Regions from separate parts of the Homo sapiens genome. Here region 2 is linked to region 1. Evidence: chromatin loops called from intact Hi-C (ENCODE). Cell type or tissue: HepG2. All regions are shown on one strand. Each heading gives the region's core, and the rest is flanking DNA. Links, peaks and the distances in the headings are about the cores only. Region 1 overlaps SLC39A11 (solute carrier family 39 member 11). Region 2 has its middle 31 kb from the start of SLC39A11.

Evidence for each region. A loop is a pair of places that touch in the nucleus more often than their neighbours do. Peaks named below come from ENCODE experiments on the same cell type or tissue, not always from the same donor. Only the 100,000 strongest peaks of a DNase experiment are listed, where the experiment ranks them.
Region 2: a loop joins it to region 1, with 14 times the contacts of the local background. A loop is called at or near these places in 2 of 110 quality-filtered maps.

What each region holds. Positions count from the first base shown.
Region 1 is chr17:73,003,677-73,018,810 of GRCh38, forward strand. The region is part of intron 4 of SLC39A11 (solute carrier family 39 member 11); the gene reads right to left. Among named protein-coding and RNA genes, the nearest start is that of SLC39A11, 81 kb to the right of the region's middle. In HepG2, for the core only: a CTCF peak has its summit at 10,307 (motif pointing left); a DNase peak (open chromatin) is centred at 6,955; H3K4me3 peaks cover 905 bases.
Region 2 is chr17:73,115,932-73,131,065 of GRCh38, forward strand. No RefSeq gene overlaps it. Among named protein-coding and RNA genes, the nearest start is that of SLC39A11, 31 kb to the left of the region's middle. In HepG2, for the core only: no CTCF peak of the experiment used is centred there; a DNase peak (open chromatin) is centred at 7,430.

The DNA of each region.
Region 1 (15,134 bases), core at 3,804-11,803:
TGAGGTGGCCACAGAGGGCAGCATCAACCAATGCAAGGGACAAAGAAGGCCTGAGTCACCAAGATCCGGGATAATCACTATAGATTTCACAACTCTCTTACCTTGGCTGCCACTATAAAATGCCACAGGCCAGGTACGGTGGCTCATGCCTATAATCTCAGCACTTTGGGAGGCTGAAGCGGGTGGATCACCCGAGGTCAGGAGTTTGAGACCAGCCTGGCCAACATGGTGAAACCCCGTCTCTACTAAAAATACAGAAATTAGCTGGGCATGGTGGTGCATGCCTGTAATCCCAGCTACTATGGAGGCTGAGGCAGGAGAATCACTTAAACCCAGGAGGCAGAGGTTGCAGTAAGCCAAGATCGCACCACTGCCCTCCAGCCTGGGCGACAGAGCAAGACTGTGTAAAGAAAGAAAGGAAGAAAGAAAGAGAGAGAGAGAGAAAGAAAGAAAGGAAAGAAAGGAAGAAAGAAAGAAAGAAGGAAAAAAAGAAAGAAAGAAAGAAAGAAAGAAAGAAAGAAAGAAAGAAAGAAAGAAAGAAAGAAAGAAAGAAAGAAAAGAAAGAAAGAGAAAAAGCAAGCAAGCCACAGACTACAGGGCTTCCGCAACATTTATTTCTCATAGTTCTGGAGGCTAGAAGTCCGAGATCAGGGTGCCAGCATCATCAGGTTCTGACATGGCCTTGCTCCTCGGCTCCCAGAGGGCCGTCTTCTTGCCGTGTCCTCACAGGGTGAAGTAAGAAAGACAGCGAGCTCTCTGGTGTCTCTTCTTAAAAGGACACTAATCCCATATGAGGGCCCCATCCTCACGACATCATCTAAACCTAATTACCTCCCAAAGGTTCCCATCATACTGAGAGTTGGGGCTTCAACATACGAATGTGGAAGGTTTACAATTCTGGCCCTGGCAATAACCTAGGTATCCTGCCAGGTTGGCACTCCACTAGCAACTTGCTCAGTGGGTAAAATAAGTCTCATTATTTGAAGTTAAAGCGTAAGACACCTGGAGGTTTCTACTTCACCTGGTCAAGTCATTTGATCCTTAACTGTTGCTTTCAACAATCTCTCTGAGAAAAAGAGGCCACAGGCAATGGGGCAAAGATGGACTGTGGTCCTAGGGCACGATGTTATGGGCAGAGCTTTCTGGCCCATTCCCTTGGGAATATTGGAAGGAAAGGGGCCATCGGCTCATGGAATACCCAAACAGTCCACGAGAGGCAGGACCAGCAGACACTGCAATGTGGACCCCACGAAGATCACAGCACATAAGCACACCGACCTAACCCCCCAACACATATACACATGTCATGTTTTGTTTGTTTGTTTGTTTGTTTGTTTTAAACAGAGTCTCGCTCCTTCCCCCAGGCTGGAATGCAGTGGTGTGAACTCAGCTCAACTGCAACCTCCACCTCCCAGGTTTAAGCGATTCTCCTTTCTCAGCCTCCCAAGTAGCTGGGATTACAACTAATTTTTGTATTTTTTGGTAGAGAAGAGGTTTCACCGTATTGGCCAGGCTAGTCTCGAACTCCTGACCTCAGACGATCCGCCAACCTCTGCCTCGCAAAGTGCTAGGATTACAGGCGTGAGCCACCGTGCCCGGCCCACACACACAACGTTTTGTTAAGCCTGAACCCACAACTTGTGCAAATAAGAAACAGGACCAAAAAGTTATCCCCAGGAGCTTCCACAGTTCCTGATATAAGGGAACTGACACGTATCAAATACCTACTGCATGCCTGACTGTGTGTCTGATACTCTCTGCGTGTTATTTTATTTAACCCTCATGGCCACCCTCTCACAATTAATTTGGAGGCTGCTCAAGTGTCTCTGCGGTGCAGGGTGCCAGTCAGGATGGGCTGGGCTCTGCTGCAACAACAAAGCACCTTCCTGTTCTATATGCAGAGGCTCTGCCCGCTCCAGCCACCTAGGGACCTGCTCACAGAGGCTCCATCTCAACACGTGAGTCTGTGATCACATCACCACCTGAGTGACCTCAGCCATGGTGGCTCACGCCTGTAATCCCAACACTTTGGAAGGCCAAGGCAAGCGGATCACGAAGTCAGGAGATCAAGACCAGCTTGGCCAACAGGGTGAACCCACGTCTCTACTAAAAATACCAAAAAATATTAGCCAGGTGTGGTGGCGCAGGTCTGTAGTCCCAGCTACTCGGGAGTCTAAGGCAAGGGAATCGCTTGAACCTGGGAGGTGGAGGTTGCAGTGAGCCGAGATCACACCACTGCACTCCAGCCTGGGCAACAGAGCAAGACTCCGACTCAAAAAATAAATAAAAATAAAATAATAATAATAAATAAAATTATCATTAGCACCTACCTCACAAGACAATGCCTATAGAGAGCCTGGCACCGTGCCTGAGACAGGACACACACTCCATGACTGTGAGTCATTGTCACGACATGTCCCGTACAGAAAAAAAAGCTCAGAAAATACTCAGACAGCCAATGTTCCAACACATGGATAAGGGTGGCGTCCATGAGATGAGATTAAAAGTGTATTTTCCTTACCTGTTGGAGTTTTTATTCTCTACATTTCTTTATAAAATGAGCATACATAATTTTCATCATCAAGAAAAAGGGCAACATATAAATAAATACATCCAACATGAGAACACAAAACAAAGTTTTAAAAGAACTGGCCTTAATGGATCTTCTAGATCAGAGGTTTGTAAACTATGGATTGTGGGCCAAATCCAGCCAGTTTTGTACAGCCCACGAGCTAAGGATGTGTTTTACATTTTTAAAGGGTCTTGGAGAAGGGAAAGGAAGGGGAAGGGAGAAGAGGATGGGGAGGGGAGAGACAGCAGCAGATGCTGTGTGTGGCTACAAAGCCTAAAATATTTACTATCTGACCTTTTACAGAAAAAGTGTGTTCACCCTGCTTTAGTTCACCCGACCACCTGATTCTTCAGACAATAAGTACCCAAAGCCTTGGGTGCTTTACTTAGAATTCAGTTTGTAAACACACACACACACACACACACACACATGCACACACGCACCCCTACAAAAATTATCAGGAACACAAAGACCCTTGATATAAAATGATGAATATACAATTATCTGTCATCACACTGCAGACAGTACGTGATTGAGTCTCCTTTCCACCCAACCGTTCACACATTTAGGAAGCGTTTATTGCGGCGGGAGTTGTTAGGGGAGAGATTAAGGGGGCCTCAGCATCTCCATGTCCCAGGCACTGTTCTAAGCCTCGAGGATTCAATGATGAATAAAGCTCCAGGCTGAACACTCACTCTTTCCTGTAGCAAATCAGTTTCAGGGCCCCTCCGTGTCAGGCTCTGTGCCAGGCGCTGGGGATGCAGAGGCAAACAAGAATGATGACGCCACTGCCCAAGGAGCCTACAGCCCATCAGCGACATGGGCAGCTAAGCAACCACGCAGCACGGCGCTCAGTCAAGGGGCCACAGAGAGATTCAAAACCAAGACACAGGGCCGGGCGCAGTGGCTCACACCTGTAATCCCAGCACTTTCGGAGGCCGAGGTGAGTGGATCACGAGGTCAGAAGTTCAAGACCAGCCCTGTCAACATGGTGAAATCCCATCTCTACTAAAATCACAAAAATTAGCCAGGCGTGGTGGCACATGCCTATAATCCCAGCTACTCAGGAGGCTGAGGAGGGAGAATAACTTGAAACCGGAAGGCAAAGGTTGCAGTGAGCCAAGATTATGCCACTGCACTCCAGCCTGGTCAGCAAGAGTGAAACTCTGTCTCAAAAAAATAAAGCAAGACACAGCAGACACAGCCTCAGGGCAACGCCATCATCATCATGGACTAATGACAATGGCCAAAACCTGAAAAGGAAGGACTTGGCCTGGTGAAAGCAAAAGGAGGAAGGTGGTTCCTGGCAGAGGGAGAACACGAGAAAAGGCTCAAAAAGACAAACAGTGTGACGTGTGCTGAGAACCAGCTGCAGGAGCTGGTGGGTGGTTTGGGTGGTGGAGGACTGGCCTGAGCCCAAGCTAAGGAGGGAGGGAAGGAGGGAGGGGCCAGGAGGAGAACGGTGAACGAAGTCCAAGCTAAAGGGAAAAAGAGGAAAAAGGCCTGGACTTGATGGGAAGATAGCAAAGGATTTTGGACACGGAATGACATCGTCAGAAACATTTGTGGTTGGGCCAGGCACAGTGGCTCACGCCTATAATCCCAACACTTTGGGAGGCCGAGGCATGTGGATCACCTGAGGTCAGGAGTTCGAGACCAGCCTGACCAACATGGTGAAACCCCATCTCAACCATAAATACAAAAATTAGCGGGGTGTGGTGGCGTGAGCCTGTAGTCCCAGCTACTCAGGAGGCTGAGACAGGAGAATCACTTGAACCTAGGAGGTAGAAGGTGCAGCAAGCCAAGATCACACCACTGCACTCCAGCCTGGGTGACAGAGCGAGACTCAGTCTCAAAAAAAAGAAAAAGAAAAAGAAAAAGAAACATTTGTTGTTGGGGTTTGTTGTTTTTTTTTTGTTTTTTTTTTTTTGAGATGGGGTCTTACTAAATGGTCCAGGCTAGCCTCAAACTCCTTGCTTTAAGCAATCCTCCAGCCTCACAGCATCCCTAGTAGCTGGGACTACAGGCACCTGTCACTGCACCCAGCAGAAACATATTTTTAATAAGATTATTCTGGCTATTTCCTCTGTAGCCTTGCAGAGTGAAGGCACTTACAATGAAAGCTAGCCTGAAGCTCTACCCAAACAACCACACTGCCCTGACCAGGCCGCTCCCTCTGCCCGTGCCGACTGCCCAAGTGTCCTTCCAGCTCCTCCCATTCAGAGCTGAGCTTCACACATGTGGCTCCAGCAAGCTGTGGGCCAGATGAGCCACCAGCCTGGCTGCCCACCAGGTTCAACCTAATCAGGTGCTCCTGATTATAGGGACACCAGGATATAGACCCAAAAGAACTGAAAACGGTGCTCAAACAAATCCTTGGTCACTCATCTTACTAGCAGCACTATTCACAGTAGCCAAAAGGCAGAACCAGCCCAAATGTCCAGCAATGGATGAATGGAACACAGTATGGCACGCCCAAACACAGTGGAATATTCTTCATCCAAAAAAAGCAATGACGTTCTCGGCCAGGCACAGTGGCTCACGCCTGTAATCCCAGCACTTTGGGAGGCTGATGTGGAAGGATCACTTGGGCCCAGGAGTTCAAGACCAGCCTGGGCAACATAGTGAGATGCTGTCACTACAAAAAAAAATAAATAAATAAAATAGGCAGGCGTGGCAGCACATGCCTGTAGTCCCAGCTACTCAGGAGGCTAAGGCCGGTGGATCAGTTGAGCCTGGGGCCCTTAAGGCTGCAGTGAGCTGCCATTGCAATGCTGCACTCCAGCCTGGGTGACAGAGAGACCTGCCTCAAAAAAAAAAAAAAAAAAAAGGCAGGGGGGCGGGGTGGCTCACGCCTGTAATTTCAGCACTTTGGGAGGCCAAGGCGGGCGGATCACAAGGTCAGGAGATCGAACCCATCCTGGCTAACACGGTGAAACCCTGTCTCTACTAAAAATATGAAAACGAAAAATTAGCCAGGTGTGGTGGCGGGCATCTGTAGTCCCCGCTACGGGGGAGGCTGAGGCAGGAGAATGGCGTGAGCTTGCAGTGAGCCGAGATTGCGCCACTGCACTCCATCCTGGGGGACAGAGCGAGACTCCATCTCAAAAAAAAAAAAAAAAAAAGAAAAGCAATGAAGTTTGATACATGCTACAATATGGATCAACCTTGAAAACACAATGCTAAATGAAAGAAATCAGACCCAAAAGGTCACATATTATAGGATTCCAGTAATATGAAATGTCCAGAATGGGTAAATCCACAAAAACAAAGTGGATTAGTGTTTGCCAGGCGGTGGAGAGTAAGCGAAGAATGGGGAGATGGAGAGTGATGGCTTAATAGGCATGGGGTTTCCTTGGGGGGGTGATGAAAATGTGTGGAATTTAGATAGCAGTATTGGTTGCAGAAAATTATGAAGGTACTAAATGTCACTGAAGTGTTCCATTTAAAATTGTTAATTTTATGCTATGTGAATTTCATCTCAATACAACAAATTTTTTTTATTATACTTTAAGTTCTAGGGTACATGTGCACAACGTGCAGGTTTGTTACATATGTATACATGTGCCATGTTGGTGTGCTGTACCCATTAACTCGTCATTTACATTAGGTGTAGCTCCTAATGCTATCCCTCCCCACTCCCCCCACCCCACGACAGGCCCCAGTGTGTGATGTTCCCTACCCTGTGTCCAAGTGTTCTCATCGAATACAACAAATTTTTTAAGGAGCCCAGGAGATGAGTAGGTTCTGGAGCCCTCTCCACTCCAAGGTTTCGGTACTCTTCTCCCAGATGTTACAGCTTTCCAGACTCCTGCTGTGCTGCTACCTGCCTTTCTGGACTGACTGTGGTTCTCTGACTAGAGGGAGCATCTAAGTCCCCTGGAGATCTAGTTCAAAATGCAGGTGCCTGGGCCTCACCCCAAGAGCTTCTGAGGCACAGAGTCTGGGGTGGGGTCCCGGCACCTGCATTTTGTTAGGTGATTCTGGTGTGGTCTGAAGTTTGCAATCAATACAACCAGACCCTTTCTCCCTTTTCATCTTCGGACTGTTACTTAATCAACTGCAGGACAATTCTTCTTTCCCTCTTTTCTTAGTCTTTTGCAATAGGAGAAGACTTGGGCTTCAAAAAGAAACAGGAAGATACTTGAATTATGGAGAATGAAACATAACCCAGTAACTAAACAAAAGCGAGTTATAGGTAGCCTTCAATCAATGGTCACTGACCTTGGCTGAACGTCAGAGTCCTTACGGGAACTTTTTTAAAAGTACCTAGGCCGTACCATGGACACCATCAGTCAGAACCTCCAGAGGGAGGTCTAGATGTTAATATTTTTTCTAAAGCAACACAGGCAACTTCCCTGCTCTCCACCTCACCCTTTACTCAAAGGTCGCTCGAAAAATGCTTGTAGTAAATGGCAGTATGAGTCTCTAGCTTCTTAGGCAAACATAATTATGAAAGTAAATAAGGCATGAAAAATCAAATGACACAGGCAAATTTCAGATTAAGCTTTTCTTTTTGTCTCCTGCGTGTTTAATTATCTGTGCTTCATGTTTGTAGGGCCAAAAAAGCGGTCAATTGCAACGGGCATGGATCTGCTCCCCAAAAATAACTCACATGTGTAAAGCACTTTCAACTTCGATGCCGTAAGGAAGCGTTTTCCTAACAATGATCTCCTCTGATCTTCACAACCTCTCCAATTATTCTTTCATTGATTCATTCATCAAATACCTCCTGAGAACCTACTCTGTGCCGGGCACTGTGCTAGTGTACAGGACACTGCAGAGACATGACCCATCTGTGCCCTTGCCCCCACCTTCAGGCCCCCGGTACACAGGCACACAGGTGATGACAGCCCAGGGAAGGGAAGGGCCAGGACGAGGAAAGTACAAAATGAAACCAAGATATGGGGCAAGTCTGGAGAGCCTTGTGGGGAAGAAATGCACAAGATGCACCCCAAAGGGTAAGGAAGAGAGTCTGGCAAAACACCGCAGAGGCGGTGCCCCAGGCAGAGCTGGCGCAAAGGCAGGGGGGACAGGAAGGAAACCGGAAGGATGGCAAGAGATAAGCAGGGAGGGACCAGGCTGCAGACGGCAGTTAGGGCCAGATCAGAAGGACTCTGGGAAGCACTCTATGAAAACAGAACTGCAAATGGAAGGTAGAGGAGCCCTTGAAGGGGTTTCAGCCAGAAACACAATCAGACTCACAACCTGCGTGGGATACTCTGGGGGCCTGTGGAAAATGATCTGGAGCGGGGAGACGAAGGTACCCTGAACAGAGAGGTCACCAGGGCACATAGACAAAAGATCATTCGTACAAAAAAAGTAGAAAGAATGAATAAGTCCTGCTATACGACAGCATAACAGGGTGACTATAGTCAAAATAATTTAATTGTACCTCTGGTTTTCTGGTTTTCTTGGTTTTTTTTTTTTTGGATGGAGTTTCACTCTTGTTGCCCAGGCTGGAGTGCAGCGGCGCGATCTTGGCTCACTGCAACCTTCGCCTCCTAGGTTCAAGCAATTCTCCTGCCTCAGCTTCTCAAGTAGCTGGAACTACGGGCACCCACCACCATGCCCGGCTAGTTTTTGTATTTTGGGTAGAGATGGGGTTTCACCATGTTGGCCAGGCTGGTCTCGAACTCCTGACCTCAGGTGATCCACACGCCTCGGCCTCCCAAAGTGTTGGGATTACAGGTGTGAGCCACTGCCCCTGGCCCTAGTTGTACATTTTTAAATGACTGAAAGATGGCCAGGTGCGGTGGTTCACTCCTATAATCCCAGCTCTTTGGGAGGCCGAGGCGTGTAGATCACCCGAGGTCAGGAGTTTGAGACCAGCCTGGCCAACATGGTGAAAACCCATCTCTACCAAAAAATAGAAAAACTAGCCGGGCGTGGTGGCAGGCGCCTGTAGTCCCAGCTACTGGGGAGTTTGAGGCAGAAGAATTGCTTGAACCCGGGAAGCAGACGTTGCAGTGAGCCAAGATCATGCCACTGCACTCCATCCTGTGACAGAGCAAGACTCTGTCTCAAAAATAAAATAAAATAACTAAAAGAATATAATTGGATTATTTGTAACATAGAGGATAAACGCTTGAGGGAATACCCCATTTTCCATGATGTGATCGTTATACGTGACTATATCAAAACATTTAATGTGCCCCATATACACCTACTACGCAGCCACAAAAATTTAAAAAACTTTTTAAACAAAGGATCGACTGAATAAGTATTTAAATCAGGGATCAGCAAACTGTTTCTGCAAAGGGTCAGATAGTATTTCCCAGTTTTTTTTTTTCTTTTTTAACTTTTATCTTAGAATCAGGGGGTACGTGTGCGGGTTTGTTACAAAGGTATATTGTGTGATGCTAAGGTTAGGAGTAGGACTGAACCTGTCACCCAGGTAGTCAGCACAGTACCCAGTAGGTAGTTTTGCTGCCCTTGCCCCCTGTTCTCTCCCCTCTCTAGTAGTCCCCAGTGACTACTGTTCCCATCCTTATGACCATGTGTACCCAATGTTTATTTTATTTTATTTATTTATTTATTTAGAGCCACATATTTATTTATTTATTTAGAGACACAGTCTCACTCTGTCACCCAGGCTGGAGGGCAGTGGCACAATCTTGGCTCACTGCAATCTCCACCTCCCAGGTTCAAGCGATTCTCCTGTCTCAGCCTCTGGAGTAGCTGAGACTACAAGTGCGAGCCACCAGGCCTGACTAATTTTTATATTTTTAGTAGAGATGGGATTTTACCATGTTGGCCAGGCTGGTCTCGAACTCCTGACCTCAGGTGATCCACCTGCCTCGGCCTCCCAAAATGCTGGGATTACAGGCGTGAACCACTGTGCCTGGCCCTTATTTTATTTTTTTGAGACAGTCTTGCTGTCATCCAGGCTGGAGTGCAGTGCACAATCTCGGCTCACTGCAATTTCCACCTCCTGGGTTCAAGGAACCTGCCTCAGCCTCCCGAGTAGCTGGGACTACAGGCGTGCACCATCACACCTAGCTAATTTTTGTATCTTTAATAGAGATGAGGTTTCACCATATTGGTCAGGCTGGTCTCGAACTCCTGACCTCCGGCGATCCACCCACCTCAGCCTCCCAAAGTGTGAGGATTACAGGCGTGAGCCTCCGCACTTGGCCCTGGTGTTTAGCTTCCACTTATAAGTAAGAACATGTGATACTTGGTTTTCTATTTCTGTGTTCAATCACAACCATCACAGCTACTCATTTCTGCTGCTGTGTTGCAAAAGCAGCTGCAGGGGATTCCACAGTTCATAAATGAACAGGTGCAGCTGACTTGGCCCTCAGGCTGTACTTTGCCAGCCCTCCCTCTAAAGCAAGCTTGTTCAACCCACGGCCCACGGGCAGCAGGTGGCCCAGGACGGCTTTGAATGTAACACAATAAAAATTCATAAACTTTCTTAAAACATTATGAGGTTTTGTGATTTTTTTTTTTTAGCTCATCAGCTATCGTTAGTATTTGTTCCTGTATTTTATGTGTGGCCCAGGGAAGCCAAAAGATTGGACACACTTGCTGTAAAGGATCACATCCACATGGTTTCAGGACCAATGAGGGGATAATGAAAGGAGACAGCAGGGCATCAGAGGAGATGAGGAGGAAAGTAGGCATTGTCACCAATGACTCCTAAATCAGGAATCTGAGACGCAGAGGCCCAGCGATTTGATGGAGGGCAGTCACACCCAAGCCTCAGTGCAAATTCTCTTAGCAGTGCCCCCTGCTGTGCCTTGGCAATCGTAAATAAATCAGATGTGAACGCACCACACACCCTCACATATCTGAGTTGCTTACTTTGGCCACCCCAGCCTTCAACTAGTTCCCTTAACCCATCCTCTGCAGAGCCCACTCCCTCTCATATAAACACAGAATGCACCTAAATCAACTTCATGTCTCCTGGGGCCTCAGCCTCCTGCAGAGCCAGAGTCTCACACTACCCCGTCCTGAAGTCCTTTCAGTTTATAATGAGATGATCAGTTAACCTCGACCCAGCATGTCTGGGGAGGAATATGTTGCTGGGAACATTCAGTTCTCACTCCCTATCCCGGTGCAATTAACCCATCAGATCTGTCCTGTTAGAAATCAATCAGCTGAGTAACTATCAAAAACTAGATACGGGCACAGTGCCTCATGCCTGTAATCCAGCACTTTGAGAGGCCCAGGTGGAAGAACTGCTTGAGTCCAGGAGCTCAAGACCAACCTGGGCAACGTAGCAAGACCCTGTCTCTACAAAAACTGAAAAAGAATTAGTCGGTCATGTTAACATGAGCTGTATCCCAGCTATTCAGGAGACTGAGGCAAGAGGATCGCGTGAGCCTGGAAGTTCAAGGCTGCAATGAACTGTGATCGTGCCACTGCACTCCAACTTGGGTGACAGAGCGAAACCCTTTCACAAAAAACCATGCGGATGGGCACATACAAGCAAACTGGGGCCCACGTTGCTTCACCAAGTCCCAGAGGGCCAGCTTTTGAGGCCCTTGTTCTCTTCGCTCCCAGCGTCATCTGACCCTCTGGCTGCACGTTTCTCTTGCCTCTGGACTGGACATAAGCCCCTGGCCGGCCTGCAGCAATTTCCTATCTCATGTATTCGTGCGTGACATCTTCCTCTCCTGTTCAGAGCTCTCCCAATGCTGTTTCTGTAACTCCAGCCTCCATCCCGCCCCTGAGCCACTGGTTCATACTCCCAACTTCCTAGAGCCATCTCAACTCAGGTACCTCACTGTCAACCTAAACTCAACACATGCACAGTCTATCAGTCAGTGCTTGTTGAATTCATGTTTCTCCAATTAACTGTATTCCCTTCCACGCCCATCTATCCCTCCCAAATACTGAGTTTCCATCCTACTCTGGTATGGCCTCACAGCCACTGAAGTCTGAAACCTCGGTATTGCCCTGTACTGTTTTTTCTTCCTCCATATAAGCACTCATCTGATCTTCTGCACGGTTCCTTCTTCTAAATGTCTCTCAAACATGCCTTCCTTTCCATTTTCATCATCTCGGGCCCTCCCTGCCTTTGGGAATACTGCATTCATGTCATAGTTAGTCCCTGGGCCTTTGGTTTCTCACTCTTCCAAATTATTCTATTATCTGGTGCCAGATTAATCTACAAAAACACCACTGGATAACGTCACGACCTATGCAAAAATCCCAAACTTCTCTCTGATCCCAAGCTCAAGGGATAACACCTCACATTAGCATATACAGTTTATAATTTGGAGTATTTCAATGTACCCTGTATGCCATCCGATTCTCCCCAATAACTCGTCCTTAACAAACTGCCACGTGGAACAGCACTTCTACAACAGGGAGGCGATTATTTTTATTTTTATTATTTCTTTGAGACAGGGTCTTGCTCTGTCGCCCAGGCTGGAGTGCAGTGGCGCGATCTTGGCTCACTGCAACCCCCACCTCCAGGTTCAAGCAATTCTCGTGCCTTGGCCTCCCAAGTAGCTGGGATTACAGATGCGCACCACCACGCCCAGCTAATTTTTGTATTTTGACTAGAGATGAGGTTTCCCCATATTGGCCAGGCTGGCTGGAACTCCTGACCTCAGGTGATCTGCCCGCTTCGGCCTTTTAAAGTGCTGGGATTACAGGTGTGAGCCACCGTGCCCAGCCAAGAAGGAGATTAGAGCAAAATGAAAAGAATGAGGAATGGCGGTGCTTTCTCATCTTAGACTATGACATCATTAACTAAGGTCAACGAGTCCAAAGAGGAGAATATAGCCATCTTGGACAGCTGGGCTCTGTCCAGCTCTAACACCAAGATGCTTTCAGACCCTGGGAAGGTTGTAACTTCTTCAGGTCTCAGTTTTACTATCTGTATCATGGGTTAATAGTCACTATTCTGCCTATATGCTTTTCTGAAGGGAAAATACAGTACTAGATATGACAATATGTCCAGTTTTAGAATGAACACTGTTGTAAAAAGCCACTATATCATGTTTCTTAAAGGGAGGTCCATGGATTACCTACATCAGAATCTCCTAGACACCTGATAAAAGTAAAGATTCCTGGGTTCCACTCCAGTTCTCCTAAATGAGACTCTCAGGGTGAAGAAGTATCAGAAAGTTGATTTTTTTTTTTTTTTGACAAAGTCTCGCTCTGTTGCCCACACTAGAGTGCAGTGGCATGATCTCAGCTCACTGCAACCTCCCCCTCCCAAGTTCAAGTGATTCTCCTGCCTCAGCCTCCCGAGTAGCTGGGATTACAGGCATGTACCACCACACTCTGCTAAGTTTTGTATTTTTAGTACAGACAGGGTTTCATCATGTTAGCCAGACTGGTCTCGAACTCCTGACCTCAGGTGATCCACCTGCCTCAGCCTCCCAAAGTGCTGGTATTACAGGCGTGAGCCACCACACCTCACTCCAATGCACACAAAACCTCCCAAAGAGCACCTAATTGCATTGTTACAAAGAAGTGATTTGCTAAATGTAAGCAGTCCCCCTGAAGTGGAGAAGAGTTAAGGCAGCTGTGGCAATATTTCAGAACCAATGAACCAAAGCTAAATCTAGTCACCTTCCCATGAGGGTCAGCCTTCAGTTGGTTCCCTGAATCAGCCAGTGTCCTGGCTCTCTGTGTGTAGGGTTTTCATCCAATTATGCTTATTCCTGCCATCTGAAGCAACACTCCATTTATTATGATCAAGAGACTCTAGCTCTCCACTTAAGCGCCTGTTAATTAAAAGAAATGCCTGTGGCCAGAATGCAGCAAAAATTCTAGAAGCAGGTATCAGTCAACTTCTGCAAGGAGAGGTATAGAAACTTTTGCCAGAAACACACATAGCTTCTTCTTAAAATGACCTTACAAGTTAAATCACCTTCATTTAGAAGGCAAAGTGGATTGGAGGGCAGAGAGAAACGAGGGGGAAAAATGAGGCCAAAAACACCTGCAAAGAATCTGGAGCAAATGTTTCCAATTAATTCCACTGTGACTTCCTATTTTAGAATAAGTAAAATACTATGAAGTTAAGTAAAATATATAAAGCAACTATTTTCAGGGACTAGACAATAATAGACTATGCAGGGCTGTGATCCTAGCCAGACGGAAAACATGCAAAGGGTGCACCACGTTCACCTGAACACTGGGGGCAGGTAGGGACTTTCCAAACTGCAGCATAAAGAAATGCAGCAGTATACAGAAAAAGATTGAAATTCAGGATGCTGGCCAGGAGTGGTGGCTCACATCTGGAATCTCAGCACTTTGGGAGGCTGACGCAGGTGGATCACCTGAGGTTAGGAGTTCGAGACCAGCCTGAGCATCATGGTGAAACCCCCATCTCTACTAAAAATACAAATTTAGCTGGGCGTGGTGGCACGTGCCTGTAATCCCAGCTACTTGGGAGGCTGAGGAAGGAGAATCACTTGAACCTGGGAGGCGGAGGTTGCGGTGAGCTAAGATCACGCCACTGCACTCCAGCCTGGGCAATATAGACTTCGTCTCAAAAATAAAATAAATAAAAACAAAATAATAAAAAATAAAATTCAGGACTGCTGACACAGCTGTAATTTGCAGAGTAGGATACCACAGAGGAGGATCATCACACAAACAAGAAATCTCAGAAATATGCAAAGGGATATCCATGAGTTGCTGACTAAATACTAAGCTATGCATGTGCAAAGTAAAATGCTATGAGGCCTGGAAAAGAGAATTCTTTCTAAGGGACTGTGAGATGAACGGAGATTCCAGAGGTCATATGGTACTAGAAGATAAAATTCCAACTAGTCTTAGCAAGGAAATCTCACTGTACACCCCAGTCATTCAGTTGAGACCCTAAAGATCCTCTTTAAGGGCAGAGCTATTCTAGGCCTCGAGTAAAAGCTACTCTATACCCATCCTAGCAAAGCTGAAAACCAAGACTTTACAGGATCAAGTTGAACCACCAGTAAATTATCTGCCTGTCAGAATAAAATCCATCACTCTTTAAGATGACTAAATCTAGTCTCTTAACAATAGACCACTGACAATGTCCAATATACAATAAAAAATTACTAGACATTCAGCCAGGTGCAGTGGCTCATGGTTGTAATCCAGGCACTTTGCGAGGCCAAGGTGGGAAGATTACCTGAGGTCAGGAGTTCAAGACCAGCCTGGCCAACATGGAAAAACCCTATCTCTACTAAACTACAAAAATTATCCACACGTGATGGCAGGCTCCTGTAATCTCAGCTACTCAGAAAGCTGAGGCAGGAGAATCACTTGAACCTAGGCAGCAGAGGTTGAAGTGAGCCAAGATCACACCATTGCACTCCAGCCTGGGAAACACGGCAAGACTCCATAACAAAAAAAAACAATAAAGTAAAAATAAAATAAATCAATCTATAGACCCAAGAAGCACAATTAACCACAAAAATAGGGCTATTGCAGTCCTCAGATAAAGGGTATCCATCCCAACAAAGCCTAAAACCAAGACTTGGGAGTATCAAGCATATTAACTGCCTGCCATGACAACACTCAAACTTCTTTAAGAAAAGACAACAAAATAGAGATCCTCAACAACACAGGAATTACCCTGTCCAGCATACAATAAAAAATTACTAGACAT
Region 2 (15,134 bases), core at 2,961-10,960, 110 kb after region 1:
ATGGTGGCTCACGCCTATAATCCTAGTGCTTTGGGAGGCTGAGACAGGCAGATTGCCTGAGCTCAGGAGGTCAAAACCAGTCTGGGCAACATGGTGAAACCCCGTCTCTTCTAAAACTATAAAAAATAAGCTGGGCATGGTGGCATGTGCCTGTAATCTCAGCTACTGGGGAGGCTGAGACACAGGAATTGCTTGAACCCAGGAGGTGGAGGTTGCAGTGAGCTGAGATCATGCCACCTTTCTCCAGCCTGGGCAACAGAGCAAGACTCTGTCTCCAAAACAAGGAAATAGGAATTAACCAGGAGTGTTTGGCCAACCACATGGAAACTGGCCAAGCCATGTAGAAAGGAGTTTTAGAGAGCATGCCTACTGATTCTACTCTAATTCACCTGCAAATCCACATCCACGCAGACCCTATGGATCTAACATTGTAGCCCTGAATTACATAAAATCTTGAAACTTTTTTAAAAAAAGATTTATGTATATTTCTCACCCTTGAGAGAATATCAGTTACCGAAGAGTTAAAAATATCTCTTACTTTTTTCTACCCACCACAAAACTTACTTCCTTAAGGATAAAAACCTCGGGAACTATATTAGTCTGAAAATAATGAAAGTTTTAGGGCAGGGGTGTGGCCTGCTCAAAGGAGGGGTTGGGGAAGAATCTGGACACAGTGGGCAACAGGGATGGGGGCAAGAAAAGATTGGAGCTGAGGCTGGGTGGGGTGGCTCACGCCTGTAATCCCAGCACTTTGGGAGGCCGAGGGTGGGTGGATCACCTGAGGTCAGGAGTTCCAGACCAGCCTGACCAATACAGTGAAATCCTGTCTCTACTAAAAATACGAAAATTTTTTGTATTGGTGACATGTGCCTGTAATCCCAGCTACTCGAGAGGCTGAGACAGGAGAATTGCTTGAACCCAGGAGTTGGAGGTTGCAGTGAGCCGAGATCACGCCATTGCACTCCAGCCTGGATGACAGAGCGAGACTCTGTCTCAAAAAAAAAAAAAAAAAAAGACTGGAGTTGAGAAATCTGTTGGTGGAGAATGCAAATCACAGGTGGAAGACAAGAAGCACTACCCTCCTGGTGACAGAAAATGTGCCCCAATGTTAGGCAGTGGAGTACATAACATCATACCTGTTTTCATTCCCAGAATAGGACAGAAACTTACTATAACTGAGTCAATCAAACATCTTTGAGTTTCCACTGCACCAGGTCTCAGAGCCTTTCTTATGAAAAGAAGCTCACTAGGTCCAATCTTACCTGGCCCCCTGGGGATACTGTGGGGCTTGATAGGGTAACCATCTGTTCTGGTTTACTCAGGACTGAGGGGTTTCCAGGGATGTGGGACTTTTGGTGTTAACTGGAACAGTCCTGGGCAAACAAAAATGAGGTGGTCACTCTACACCACATTGCACACGAAAGAAAGCCAAAGCTCAGGTTACTACCTTGCTACTCAATGTGTAGTCCCTGGGCTTGCAAGGTAGGCACCACGAAGGAGCCTGTTAAAGATGCAAAATCTAGCAGGGTGTAATGGCTCATGCTTATAATCCCAGCACTTTCGGAGGCTGAGGTAAAAGGATTGCTTGAGCCTGGGAGGCGGAGGTTTCAGTGAGCTATGATCACGTCACTGCACTCTAGCCTGGGCAACAGAGCAAGACCCTGTCTCAAAAAAAAAAAAAAAAAAAAAAAAAAGATGCAGAATCTCGGCTAGGTGTAGTGGCTTGCGCGTATAATCCCAGTGCTTTGGGAGGCTGAGGTGGGTTGATCACTTGAGATCAGGAGTTCGAGACTGGTCTGGCCAACATGGTGAAACCTCATCTCTACTAAAACTACAAAAATTAACCAGGTGTGGTGGCAGGAGCCTGTAACCCCAGCTACTCAGGAGGCTGAGGCAGGAGAATTGCTTAAACCTAGGGGGCAGAGGTTGCAGTGAGCCAAAATTGCACCACTGCACTCCAGTCTGGGCAGCAGAGTGAGACTCTGTCTCAAAAAAAAAAAAAAGATGTAGAATCTCAAATCTCAAGCCCCACCTTGATCTGATGAATGAGAACCCACATTTCAACCTGATTCCTGGGGACCTGTGCCCATCGGGTGTGAGGAACATAGGGTTATTAGATAAAATTTGTTCCTTCAGCATCCATGAGTCTGTGCATGTGCTATTTTATTTTGACTGTTTCAATATCAGAAGAAACCATCCAAAATTGGTGCCAAGTGAATTATAGCTTTTTATGACCATTTACAACACCACACTGCAAGAAGGCTAAAGAGTGATTTTGTTTCCTCTCTTCATTCTCTTCTCCAGATTTCAAGAAACAGAATGCAGCAGTCCAGAACATTTTGACTCTAGTGGTTGCTTTGCCAGGATTTCTCAACCTGAGCGCCACTGGCATTCTGCGCGGCACATTCCTTGCTGTGGGGCTGTCCTGTGCATGGTAGGATGTTTGGCAGCATCCCTGGCCTCTGCCTACTAGATGCACCTGTTATTGCACCTCCTCCCAGTTGTGACAGCCAAAAATGTCTCCAGACATTGCCCGATGTCTCCTAAGGGGCCAAACAGCCCCCAGTCAAGAACCACTGGCTTAGACAAAGAAGACATGCTCATGGAAATAAGAGCCAAAAGCAGACATGAGGGAGCTTGTGCTTGCCAGGAGTTTGTTAAAGTCTTGAAAACTATGTTCGGCATGGCACGGTGGCTCACGTCTGTAATCCTAGCACTTTGGGAGGCCAAAGAGGGAGGATCGCTTGAGCCCAGGAGTTTGAAACCAGTCTGGGCAACATAGGGAAACCCTGTCTCTACATAAAATTAGAAAATTAGCCGGGCGTGGTGGCACACACGTGTGGTCCCAGCTACTCAACAGGCTGTGGCAGGAGAATCGCTTGATCCCTGGAGGTGGAGGCTGCAGTGAGCTGAGGTCACACCACTGCACTCCAGCTTGGGTGACAGAGCGAGGCCCTGTCCAAAAAAAAGAAAAAAAAAAAAAACCCTGAAAACAAGGCCACACTGATACCCAACAGGCTTCTGGAGAGAACCAGCTGGGTGACCTGCAGGCCCACCCCATGTCGAAGGGGAAGCTGTCTGCCAGTGACACTAATGAAGACAAGCAGTCCCCAGTTGCCAGGGCTCAAGCCGTCTGCCCCACCACTTACAGCTGCTCTTTGTTATTTCAGCCACAGAGTGCAAGAAAGACCTTTTGCCGTTTTATTAGTGTGCCATGCTGAACGATATTAGAGGTTTCCTAGCAGCATTGTTAAAAAAAAAAAAAAAAAAAAAAGACTGAGTAGTTGACGTTAGAATCACCAGAGTGAACCATCTGGCTCAGTCCCCCACCATCATCACATGAGGCAGAAGGCCATACCAGATGGGGCACTTGCAGAGCTGGTCCCTGCTGTGAGCAGGTGCTGTTTAGTGTCTGGGTAGCCCCAGGAGGCTTATGGACTGAGAAACCATTCCCATCTCTGCCTCCGGGCTGGCCTGGGCCACACCCTTCCTCAAGGCATGTAAAGGAGGTTAACTACTCCATTTGTCAATTTTAAGATGCACTTTCTCCTCCCTGCTCCCACCCCCAGTTCAGCATCTTGGAAATCTGGATTCATCTTACAGCAATAGGACAATGGCCATCAGACAGGTATAAGGTGGGATGCAGCCATCAGGGCCTGACGACGCGCCAATGTCAAAAGCACCTGCAAAAAACTCTCAGGATAGTCCAGAAGGTTTGGAGGGAAATCCAAGAGGAGTGCCCTTTTGGCCCATAAAAGACTGATGGTCATAGAGAACGGGCAAGGAGGCAGGGAATTGGATGTCTTCAGAAACATTCCTGAAGGCGCAGAGTGGGCCAACCCTACTCTGCATGAGTACTACTCAGAGAGTGGTGCCTGGACCAGCAACATCAGCATCACCTGGCAGCTGGCAGGAAATAAATGCACATTCTCGAGCTCCATGCCAGACCTACTGAGTCAGAATCTCTGGGAGTGGGCCCAGCGCCGTGGCTCACGCCTGTAATCCCAGCAGTTTGTGAGGCCAAGGCGGGCGGATCACTTGAGGTCGGGAGTTTGAGACCAGCCTGGCCAAAATGGTGAAACCTCGCCTCTACAAAAATACAAAAATTAGCCAGGTATGATGGCGGGTGCCTGTTATCCCAGCTATTCAGGAGGCTGAGGTGGGAGAATTGCTTGAACCCGGGAGGCAGAGGTTGCACTGAGCCAAGGTCGCACCACTGCACTCCAGCCTGGGCAACAGAGAAAGACTCTGTCTGAGAAAGAGACAAAGAGAGACAGAGAAAGAGACAGAGAAAGAGAGAGAAAGAGACAGAAAGAGAGAGAAAGAGACAAAGAGAGAGAGGAAGAGACAGAGAGAGAGAAAGAGACAAACAGAGAGAAAGAGACAAAGAGAGAGAGAGAGAGAAGAGAAAGAGAAAGAGAGAAAGAAAAAGAAAAGAGAAAGAAAGAAAAGAGAAAGAAAGAAAGAAAGAGAGAGAAAGAGAGAGAGAGAAAGAAAGAAAGAAAGAAAGAAAGAAAGAAAGAAAGAAAGAAAGAAAGAGAAAGAAAGAAAGAGAAAGAAAGAAAGAAAATAAATTTCTGGAACTGGTCCAGCAATCTGTGTCTCAGGCCCTCCAGGATGTTCCGATGTAGGCTCGAGATGAGAAGTGCTGCTCTACATATTTGACTTAAATCAACGAACTTGGCTTAAATCGATATTAGCAACAATTATTAGCAACAATGGCCTTTAGTTCTTTTAAGGAATCTTTTAAGAAATGTTACATCATGGATACTGTAGACAAAGACGATAATATATGAAAAAATACTATCTCAAGTACTCTGACTTGAAAAGTGATAGAGAAGCATCAGACTCAAATATGAGAAAGTTTGAGGAAGCGATTCCTCTTCTAAATATTATATTTCCTTTATATGCATGCAAAATGTATATTTATATGTATGCATAGATGTATAGTTTTCTTCATGAGTATGCACAGCACATAATAAAACTAAGTCTAAAAATTTCTTTTTTTTTTTTTTTGAGACAGTGTCTCGCTCTGTTACCCAGGCTGGAGTGCGGCAGCATGATCTCAGCTCACTGCAACCTCTGCCTCCTGGGTTCAAGTGATTCTCCTGCCTCAGCCCCCTGAGTAGCTGGGATTACAGGCACCCAGCACCATGCCTGGCTAGTTTTTGTACAGATGGGGTTTCATCACGTTAGCCAGGCTTGTCTCAAACTCCTGACCTCCAGTGATCCGCCTGCCTCGGCCTCCCAAACTGCTGGGATTACAGGTGTGAGCCACTACATCTGACCATAAAAGAGCTCTTTTAATAAGTAAAAATTAAATATTCTAAGTATAAGCAAGTATTCGAGTTTTGAACTATACACTTTTTCTTTCTTGACGGTTCACAAAATACTGCATCCTTGGGTTGGCAGAGTCTTAGGTTCCATAAAATGTGGAATTCTACTGTGTAACTTTGCCTCACCTAACCTAACTCTTTTGTGATACAGTTTAAACCTTCTCAACAAGGCCACATTGCAGCTATCTACATGATAGTGTGTTCCGTACTCAAAGATCATTAATCGGCCTTTTCTCAGATTTATTTTCCCCCACTTGGCTCTTCCTCTGACCCTACGGTAGGTAGTCCCATTTCCTAATGCTCTCATCACGGTGGCTTCTTTCTGCATTCTCTCCAACTAATCGATGCTCCTCTCCAATTCCAGCATGTCTAAAACAAAATATGGGATAAGTGGCTGGGCTAAGTTTGACATCTGGACCACAGCTGTGCACTGCTGGAAGAGGGTGGCTTCCACCCATGACAATGAACTGACACAGAGCATCTGTTAGGGCCTGGGAATCAGAAACCAGCCTCTCTGTTGTACCTAGGACCCCAGGGTCCTTTTTTTATTTTTATTTTTATTTTCTGAGGCAGAGTCTCACTCTGTTGCCCAGGCTGGAGAGCAGCGGTGCAGTCTTGGCTCACTGCAACCCCGCATCCCGGGTTCAAGCAATTCTCCTGCCTCAGCCACCCGAGTAGCTGGGACTACAGGCACACACCACCACGCCCGGCTAATTTCTTTTCGTATTTTTTGTAGAGACGGGGTTTTGCCATGTTGGCCAGGCTGGTCTTGAACTCCTGGCCTCAAGCAATCCACCCCTCCTCAGCCTCCAAAAGTGCTGAGATTACAGGCATTGAGCCCCTGGCCCCCCAGGGTTCTTAAGTCATGAAAACAGAGAAAGTGATAAGACATCCACATGATAAGCAGCCCCAATTCTTCCTGGCAGTCAGATTTCTTTCTCTTCTTGTATGCCTTCTTTGGGCCTGAGCGCTGAGCTTCCTGCATGATCTTACAGGAATTGACTAGACACTAAAATAATTGCTTTGCAGCAAGATAGAGCCAATCCAGAGGGAATCAAGACATGAGTCTGGTGGTTGACATCACGCAAGTTTATGGAGGGAGCTATGTGTTTCACAGAGCGACAATGGCTCAGCCCGCCAGCCTGGCCTCCTGAAGCCAGCGCCAGCCTGGAAGGAGAGACCGTCCCTTCTCCCTCTTCGGGCATCAGATGATAAGAAAGTCCTGCTGCCAGGATGAACTTCAGGAACTTGAGGATCAGTAAGATGGTGGCTCCTGCACAACGGGGTTGCTTTTAAACAGAGGTGATCATTAAACATTCACCGAATGAAGGAGTCATGGATAAGGATGTGGATCTTGGGATCAGCGTGTGAAAACAAATAACTTGTAGGTATTTCATTTATTTGTTTTCAATGGTAGGGGGGCAGGGAAAGGGGTTGTGGTGTTTGTTTGGTCTGTCTTCCCTATGAGCATGTCAGCTCCAGAGTAGGAAGACAATGGTGATATCGTTCAGCCTGGTATATCCAGCACCTAAAGAAATAAATCCAGAGTAGGCACTCAATAAATAAATTTGCCAACTTCGCCAGTGAATTTATTGGTTCAAAGATGTCCCTCTCTCTTAGACCAGAGAGTCTCCAATGGCTAGCTTGGGGATAGGAATGGAAAGGACAGGGGAGAGGTCTCAAGACCTATTTATTTTATTTTATCTTATCTTATTTTATTTTATTTTATTTTATTTTTTGGAGACAGGGTCTCACTCTGCTGCCCAGGCTGGACTGCAGTGGTGTGCTCACAGCTCACTGCAGCCTCCACCTCATGGGCTCAGTCAATCCTCCCACTTCAGCCTCCCTAGTAGCTGGGACTACAGGCATGCACCACCACACCCAGCTAATTTTTGTATTTTTTGTAGAGATGGGGTTTCATCATGTTGCCCAGGGTGGTGAAACTCCTGGGCTCAAGCAATCCACTGGCCTCAGCCTCCTAAAGTGCTGGGAATACAGGCATGAGCCACCATGCCTGACCCATCTCAAGACCTTTAAAAAACTACATATAATAGCTAATGTTTTACCATGCTCAAAGCAATGTTTGTGCACAAAAGTGTAAAGTGCACAAAGCCCGAATAACAGGCCTGGGAACACTTGGTGGCAGGAGGCCACAAATCCCTTAAATGTCAAGGAAGAGGCACAGCAGAGCGTCAGCTTCTCTGAGTCCAAGGCTGAACCACAACATCACCCACCAGTGGAAGCACCACCGCTTTCCAAACCTGACCTGTAACAGGGACTCTACTGCCCATCGATTAAAAGTGTGGTGTCTTTTTCCAGAGAATTGCTACCCAGTAGCTTTAGCTTTGCCTCTGAGGTCTCATCAATCCTTTCCCTCTTATGTAAAAGCAGCATTCAGGTCCTCTCCGCAACTCTTCCCTCCTTGCACCTAAAAATCTGTTTTTCCAACCGTTCCTCCTTTGACCAAGCCCAGGCCCTCACCACCCACTAGGTCTCCTCTCTCAGCTCTCCACTCTCAACACGCTCTCACAGAGTGTGCTGAGGCTTGAGTGCCCTGACGAGAACGTGAAGCCTTGGGCCTCCCTGCTTCCTGTGGGCACAATGGCTCTGTCTACGCACAGGGCTCATTCTTCCTACTTTGTGCCTCATCCTCCTTCTCCAGTTTGGAAAATACCAAAATGAACAAAGGAGAAAGAAAAGTCACCCATAACCCACCATTCCCTCTCTCCCTTCCTGCCTTCCTTCCGTCCTTCCCTTCCTCCCTCCCTTCTTCCTTCCTTCCTGTTTTTATGAGGGATATAAGGTAAAAAGTAGGCTTGGTGTGATGGCTTATGCCTATAATCCCAGCACTTTGGGAGACCAATGCAGGGGGATTGCTTGAGTTCAGGAGTTCAAGACCAGCCTGGGCAATATAGTGAGACCCCTGCCTCTACAAAAAAAAAATGTTTAAAAAACTAGCCAAGCATGATGGCATGTGCCTGTAGTCCCAGCTACTTGGGAGACTGAGGCAGGAGGATCACTTGAGCCCAGGAGGTGGAGGCTGCAGTGAGCAGAGATCACACCACTGCACTCCAGGTTAGGCAACAGAGCAAGATCTTGTCTCAAAAAGTAAAATTAAATTAAATTAAATTAAAATTGAAATGAAGTAAAATCCTCCTCCTTCTATCTTCACCAACAGAGGTAACCACTGCAAACAGCTTGGATAGTTCCTTCTAAAATGTTTTACTGTCATATGCAAACATATATAGATATAGATGTATACACACATACATACACATACATATACATACGTTTATATCTATATAAATACACCCAAATGTATGCACACATATACACATATAACTTCTAATTATTTAGTTACATGTATTTCTGTATATGTACTTAAAGAAATGTAAATTTATAAGTATAGATAAAATTATGTGAGCTACAATTACATTAATTATATAATTACTAAATTATACTATCATCTTTTATTACATAGATCTTACTCTGGAACTTGTCTTTTTCACTTGAGTGGCATATCATAGATACTTTCCCAAGGGGCTTCACACCACTCTCCCTCTTCCTTTTTTGTCGTGTCTGTGGTGCTCCATTTGGAGCTGGGCTGTGTTAAAATTGGCCAGTCCCCTCCCGAAGGACTTTGAAGATGTTTTTAATCTTTTGCGTTGTCTGATGTTCTAACAATGATTCTTTTTTTTTTTTTTTTTTTTTGAGATGGAGTCTTGCTCTGTCACCCAGGCTGGAGTGCAGTGGCGTGATCTCGGCTCACTGCAACCTCCGCCTCCCAGGCCCAAGCAATCCTCCTGCCTCAGCCTCCCAAGTAGCTGGGATTACAGGCACCTGCCACCACACCCAACTAATTTTTGTATTTTTAGTAGAGACAGGGTTTCACCATGTTGGCCAGGCTGGTCTTGAACTCCTAACCTCAAGTGATTCACCCACCTCAGCCTCCCAAAGTGCTGGGATTACAGATGTGAGCCACTGTGCCCGGCCAATTTTTTTTTTTTTTTTTAATAGAGATGAGGTCTCTTTTCATTGCCCAGGCTGGTCTCAAACTCTTGGGCTCAAGCGATCCTCTCACCTCGGCCTCCCAGAGTGCTGGGATTGTTGGTATGAGCCACCGATTCCAGCCTCTAACGACTATTCTTAGGCACCTATCTTTAAGCACCAAGGAAGGTATTTCTACAGGACCCATTCCAAGAAATGCAAACTGGGCCATAGGGTGTGTGCATGTTTCATTTTGATAGATATTGCCAAATTACACTCCTGAAAGCGTTCTCCAAATTTCACTTCCATTACCAGTGACTTGGAATTCTTTTTTCCCCCCAAATCTGATAGGTAAAAAATAGCACCTCACTGGTATCTTCCCCCAGTGGTTGAGGCCCTCCTGTGTGCTAATGCACCAGCCATATCCTCAGAAAGGCAGGTGGAACGGTGGTTCAGCACAGGAGCCCCGCTGTCCAACGGCCAGGATTCTAGCATACTTCTGCCTGTTATTAACTAGTACCTCCATTTCATCTACAAAATGGGCAAACTCATAGTGCTGATGTGATGTATGAAGGGTACGTGTAAAGCTCTTAGCACAGAATCTTTGCCCCATTCTAAATGGAAGCAAGCCCTTGGAAATCTACATTCTCTTTCTTTTTTTTTTTTTTTTTTTTTTGAGACGGAGTCTTGCTCTGTCACCCAGGCTGGAGTGTAGTGGCGTGATCTCGGCTCACTACAAGCTCCACCTCCCGGGTTCATGCCATTCTCCTGCCTCAGCCTCCTGAGTAGCTGGGACTACAGGCGCCCGCCACCATGCCCGGCTAATTTTTTGTGTGTGTTTTTAGTAGAGATGAGGTTTCACCGTGTTAGCCAGGATGGTCTCAATCTCCTGACCTCGTGATCTGCCCACCTTGGCCTCCCAAAGGGCTGAGATTACAGGCTTGCGCCACCGTGCCCGGCCAGAATTCTACATTCTCTACAGAACCCACCTCTCTCTCAACTCTCCCAACCACCAATTTCACTTCTGTGTCCTCCACTCTTCTTTGCCTTTCTCTCCAATTCGCAGGGCCTTTTGCTCTCCTCCATAATCCTTTTGATCCTCCTGACCACACTCTTTTTCCTCACTATGGCAACCCACTGCACATACCTTTCCCTCTGTTGGAACCCACACCTCACTGGGCTCTAGCCCCCGTGGGCAGATCTTGAGCCCACCTAGCTTGCCCAAGCATTATGGTGAATGCCTTGCTAAAATCCCAACTTGCCATGCTCATGACATTCACCCCATCTACCCCATCTACCTGCCAACTAAGCCAGCAGAGAAAATAAATGATCGAGCCTCCACAGCTTAGCCTGCACTTCAATAAATAAAGATGTGCAATGAGATTTGGACCTGTTGCCATCCAATTGCTAACCTCCATCCCCAAATCCAGAGCTGAGAAGCAAAAGACAAGACAATTAGTCCTGGAACAGGCTCTGCTGGCCAGCAGAAGAGGTCAGCAGTGGTATTGAGCAGTACCAAAGCTGCTTTATGATAATTCTTCAGCTGGGTACAATGACCTTTCATTCCATGTTTATTTGGAAATGACCTTTAAGCAGCAATCATCCAAAATTAAATGCTCCAAAGGAATAAATTAGATAATGCAGATGTCCCCCAGTGGTCAGTTAAGGAATACAGTGGAAAATAAAAGCAGCTCTGCCCGGGGATGCCACGGGCTAGTCTGTCCATTAGACTAATAAGCGAATACAGAGTTCTCGCAACCTCTGTCAATCAGAAAATTGAGAACCTGAAGCCAGAGTGACCTAGACATGATTATTTTCAAAATTGAACCCAAACTAGCTGATATTTCACTTTTTGATTCTGCCTGGAGCACAGGTAACTGAGTTACTTGAATGCCCAAGAATTGATTTCGCATCTCAGGGAGAAAGAATCCCGAAGATTTGGGTTCAGTGGCAACTTGGTAAGCTCCACGTGCCCCATCCCAGCCTCATTCCAATGGAAGACATCATTCATTTGTGCTGACTCATTATGAGCATCTACCACACACTGGGTTCTTTGCTAAGTGCTGGAGAAAATTCAGCCCCTCAAGGTCAAAGACAGAGGCAGGCAACTGAGCTTTTGGGCCTGCAGGAGGCACGGCCCTCTCCACCATGGGAACATCTCATTTCTGTTCTCATTTTCTACTCTGCAGGCTCTGTTCTTTTTTTCCCACTCAATATCAGTTTATCCATTTTCCTCTTTCTTGCTTATATTTAATTTGACCAATGATGGCACTCCCAGATAGCACCAATGGGTGATGCTTGGAACTTAACAAATCATTCTTCCTAAAGTAGAAAGCATCTGAAAAGAGAACTTCAGCACCAAGGCCTTTGGCCTCCTCTGCCACCTGCTCAGTGAATCTTTTTTTTTTTTTTTTTTTTTTTGAGACGGAGTCTCGCTGTGTCACTCAGGCTGGAGTGCAGTGGCGTGATCTCAGCTCACTCCTGGGTTCACGCCATTCTCCTGCCTCAGCCTCCCAAGTAGCTGGGACTACAGGTGCCCACCACCATGCCCAGCTAATTTTTCCTATTTTTAGTAGAGATGGGGTTTTACCGTATTAGCCAAGATGGTCTCCATCTCCTGACCTCGTGATCTGCCCACCTCGGCCTCCCAAAGTGCTGGGATTACAGGCGTGAGCCACCACACCCAGCCAACTCAGTGAATCTTAAAATCACTTGGATCACAATCCCAGGGCAAGGATCTCTTTCCTACCCTAGGGGATCCACTGGAGGGATCCATGAGAGGAGATCCGAAGAGACAGGGAGGAAAGAGACTGCTTTCCTCCCACAAAAGCAGTTTCCACAACCTCCCCTGGTCACCTCAACTGGCCCATAACACCTATCACTGCTCCCAAAGCAAAGGCTGCCATACCAAAGGCCTTACATTGGGCCAGGCATGATGGCTCACACCTGTAATCCCAGCGCTTCAAGAGGCTGAGGCGGGGGGATCACCTGAGGTCAGGAGTTCGAGACCAGACTGACCAACATGGCGAAACCCTGTCTCTATTAAAAATACAAAAGTTAGCCGGGTGTGGCGGTGGGCACCTGTAATCCCAGCTACTTGGGAGGCTGAGGCAGGATAATTGCTTGAACCTGGGAGGTGGAGGTTGCAGTGAGCCGAGATCGTGCCACTGCACTCCAGCCTGGGCAACAGAGCAAGACTCTGTCTCAGAAAAAAAAAAAAAAAAGGCCTTACATGGGGCAGATATGAGGTCAGAGCCCAATCCCTGCTGCCAAGGACAGTCTGATTTCACCTCCAGCTACCTTAGGAACAGCAGTGGGAAGGCAGGGCTTCAGGAGACAACCTCCAGAGGCCCAGCCAGGCAGCGAAGGGGATGGAAATGAAACTATAGCATGTGCAGTGGTGGGAACACTGCCTGGAAATCCCAACCCCAGTTCAGATTTGAAGCTTCACTAACTCACTGAGCCAAGTCACGTCACCCTCTGCTTCTTATAATGAATGGAACCCGAGTGAGTCCTAAGCTGCAAAAAATCTGTGATCATAGTATCCCCCAAAATTGAAAACAGACTCAAATCAAACAAATCCTTGTACATAAATGTTCATGCCAGTACTATTCACAACAGGCACAAGGTAGAAGCAACCCAAATGTCCATCAACTGATGAATGGATACACACAATGGGGTCTATCCATACAATAGAATATTATCATTCAGCCATGAAAAGGCATGAAGTGCTGATCCATGCCACAATGCAGATGAACCTCCAGAACATTATGCTCAGTGAAAGAAGCCAGACACCAAACACCACATATTGTATGATTCCATTTGTAAGAAATAGCCAGAATAGGGAACTCTGCAGAAAGAGAAAGCAGATTGGGCTGGGTGCGGTGGCTCAATCCTGTAATCCCAGCACTTTGGGGGGCCAAGATGGGTGGATCACCGAAGGTCAGAAGTTCAAGACCAGCCCAGCCAACATGATGAAACCCCATCTCTACAAAAATACAAAAATTAGCTGGGCATGATGGCAGGTGCCTGTAATCCCAGCTATTCGGGAGGCTGAGGCAGAAGAATCGCTTGAACCCAGGAGGTGGAGGTTGCAGTGAGCCAAGATCATGGCATTGCACTCCAGCCTGGGTGACAGAGTGAGACTCTTCTCAAAAAAAAAAAAAAAAAAAAAAAAAGAGAGAAAGCAGATTGTGGTTGTCAGGGGCTGCCAGAGTGGGGAATAGGTAATGACTGTTTTATGGGTATAGGGTTTTATTTTGGAGTGACTAAAATTTTTTTGGAAAGACATAGAATTTGTACTTGTAGAACATTGCAAATATACTAAATGCCACTGAATTGTTCAATTAAAATGGTTACTTTTATGTTATGTGAATTTCACCTTAATTTTTGTCTTTTTTTCCTTTTTGTGGAGAATGGGATCTCGCTATATTGCCCAGGTAAGTCTCAAACTCCTGGGCTCAAGCTATCCTCCCGCCTCTGCCTCCCTAAAAGCTGGGATTACAGGCATGAGCCACCATGCCCGGCCTCACCTTAATTTATTATTATTAATTTATTAATTTATTTTAGACACAGGGTCTGGCTCCGTCATCCAGGCTAGAATGCAGTGGTGCAATCATAGCTCGTTGCAGCCTTAACTCCTGGACTCAAGGTTATAGGCATGAGCCACGGACCCTGCCCCCTTACTTCATTTTTTTTTTAAGTCTGGTGAGTAGGCTTACAATAGCTGGCTCCGACTGGGTTTCTGCAGAAGCCTCACCTGGGAAGGGTCGTAAGAAGGGCCACTCCCTCTATTTCTATTCTGGAACCCCTGACGCCACTTTTTTTCCCCAAACATAGCTAAATTAAGCTCTTTTCTATTTCTCTAGCAGAATTATATGTCTATTTGTTTACTATCTGCCCAAAAAGGCTAACTCCAAGAGGGTAGTGATTTGTCTGGTTCAACGTAACACCCCACTGTCTAGCCATGGGTGGGCGCTCAATAAATATTTGTGAATGAATAAGTGAATGAAACTATGCAGGTGATCCTGTTTACCTTTTTTTCTTTTTTTAAAAAATAAAAGCTATAAATGTGTTGGTGGGGATGCGAAATGATGTAGCTGCTATGGAAAACTCGATGGAGATTTCTCAAAAAATTAAACATAGAATTGCCATATGATCCAGCAATCCCACTTCTGGATATACCCCCAAAAGAATTGAAAACAGGATCTCAAAGAGATATTTGCACACCTTTGTTCGTTGCAGCATTATTCACAATAGCCAAGAGGTAGAAGCGACTATATGTCCATCCATGGATGAATGGATAAAGAGAATGTGGTCTGTGCTTACAACAGCGTCTTAGCCTTAAAAAGGAGGAAAATCCATCTTATGCTACACCATGGAAAAACCTTGAGAACATTATGCGAAGTGCAATAAGCCAGTCACAGAAGAACAAATACCACACGACGCACCGCTTATATCGAGGCATCCAAAGCAGTCAAGTTTGTAGAAACAAAGTAGAATGGTGATTGCTAGGGGCTGGGGAAGAGGGGGAAAAGGGGAGTTATTTAACGGATATAGAGTTTCAGTTTCGTAATATAAAACATCCTAGAGATCTTTTGCACATGATGTGCATATAGTTACCATTATGGTACTACATACTTAAAAATAGTTACGATGGTAAATTCTACATTATGTGTTTTTACAATTTTATGAAGCTATAGACACACGTATACATGAATGTATAATTATACATCTTTAATTTTTTTGTGTTCTTAAACCAGCCTGTGAGAGGGTAGCTGAACCCGTGAGAGCTCTGCTGCCTGGTTTTGA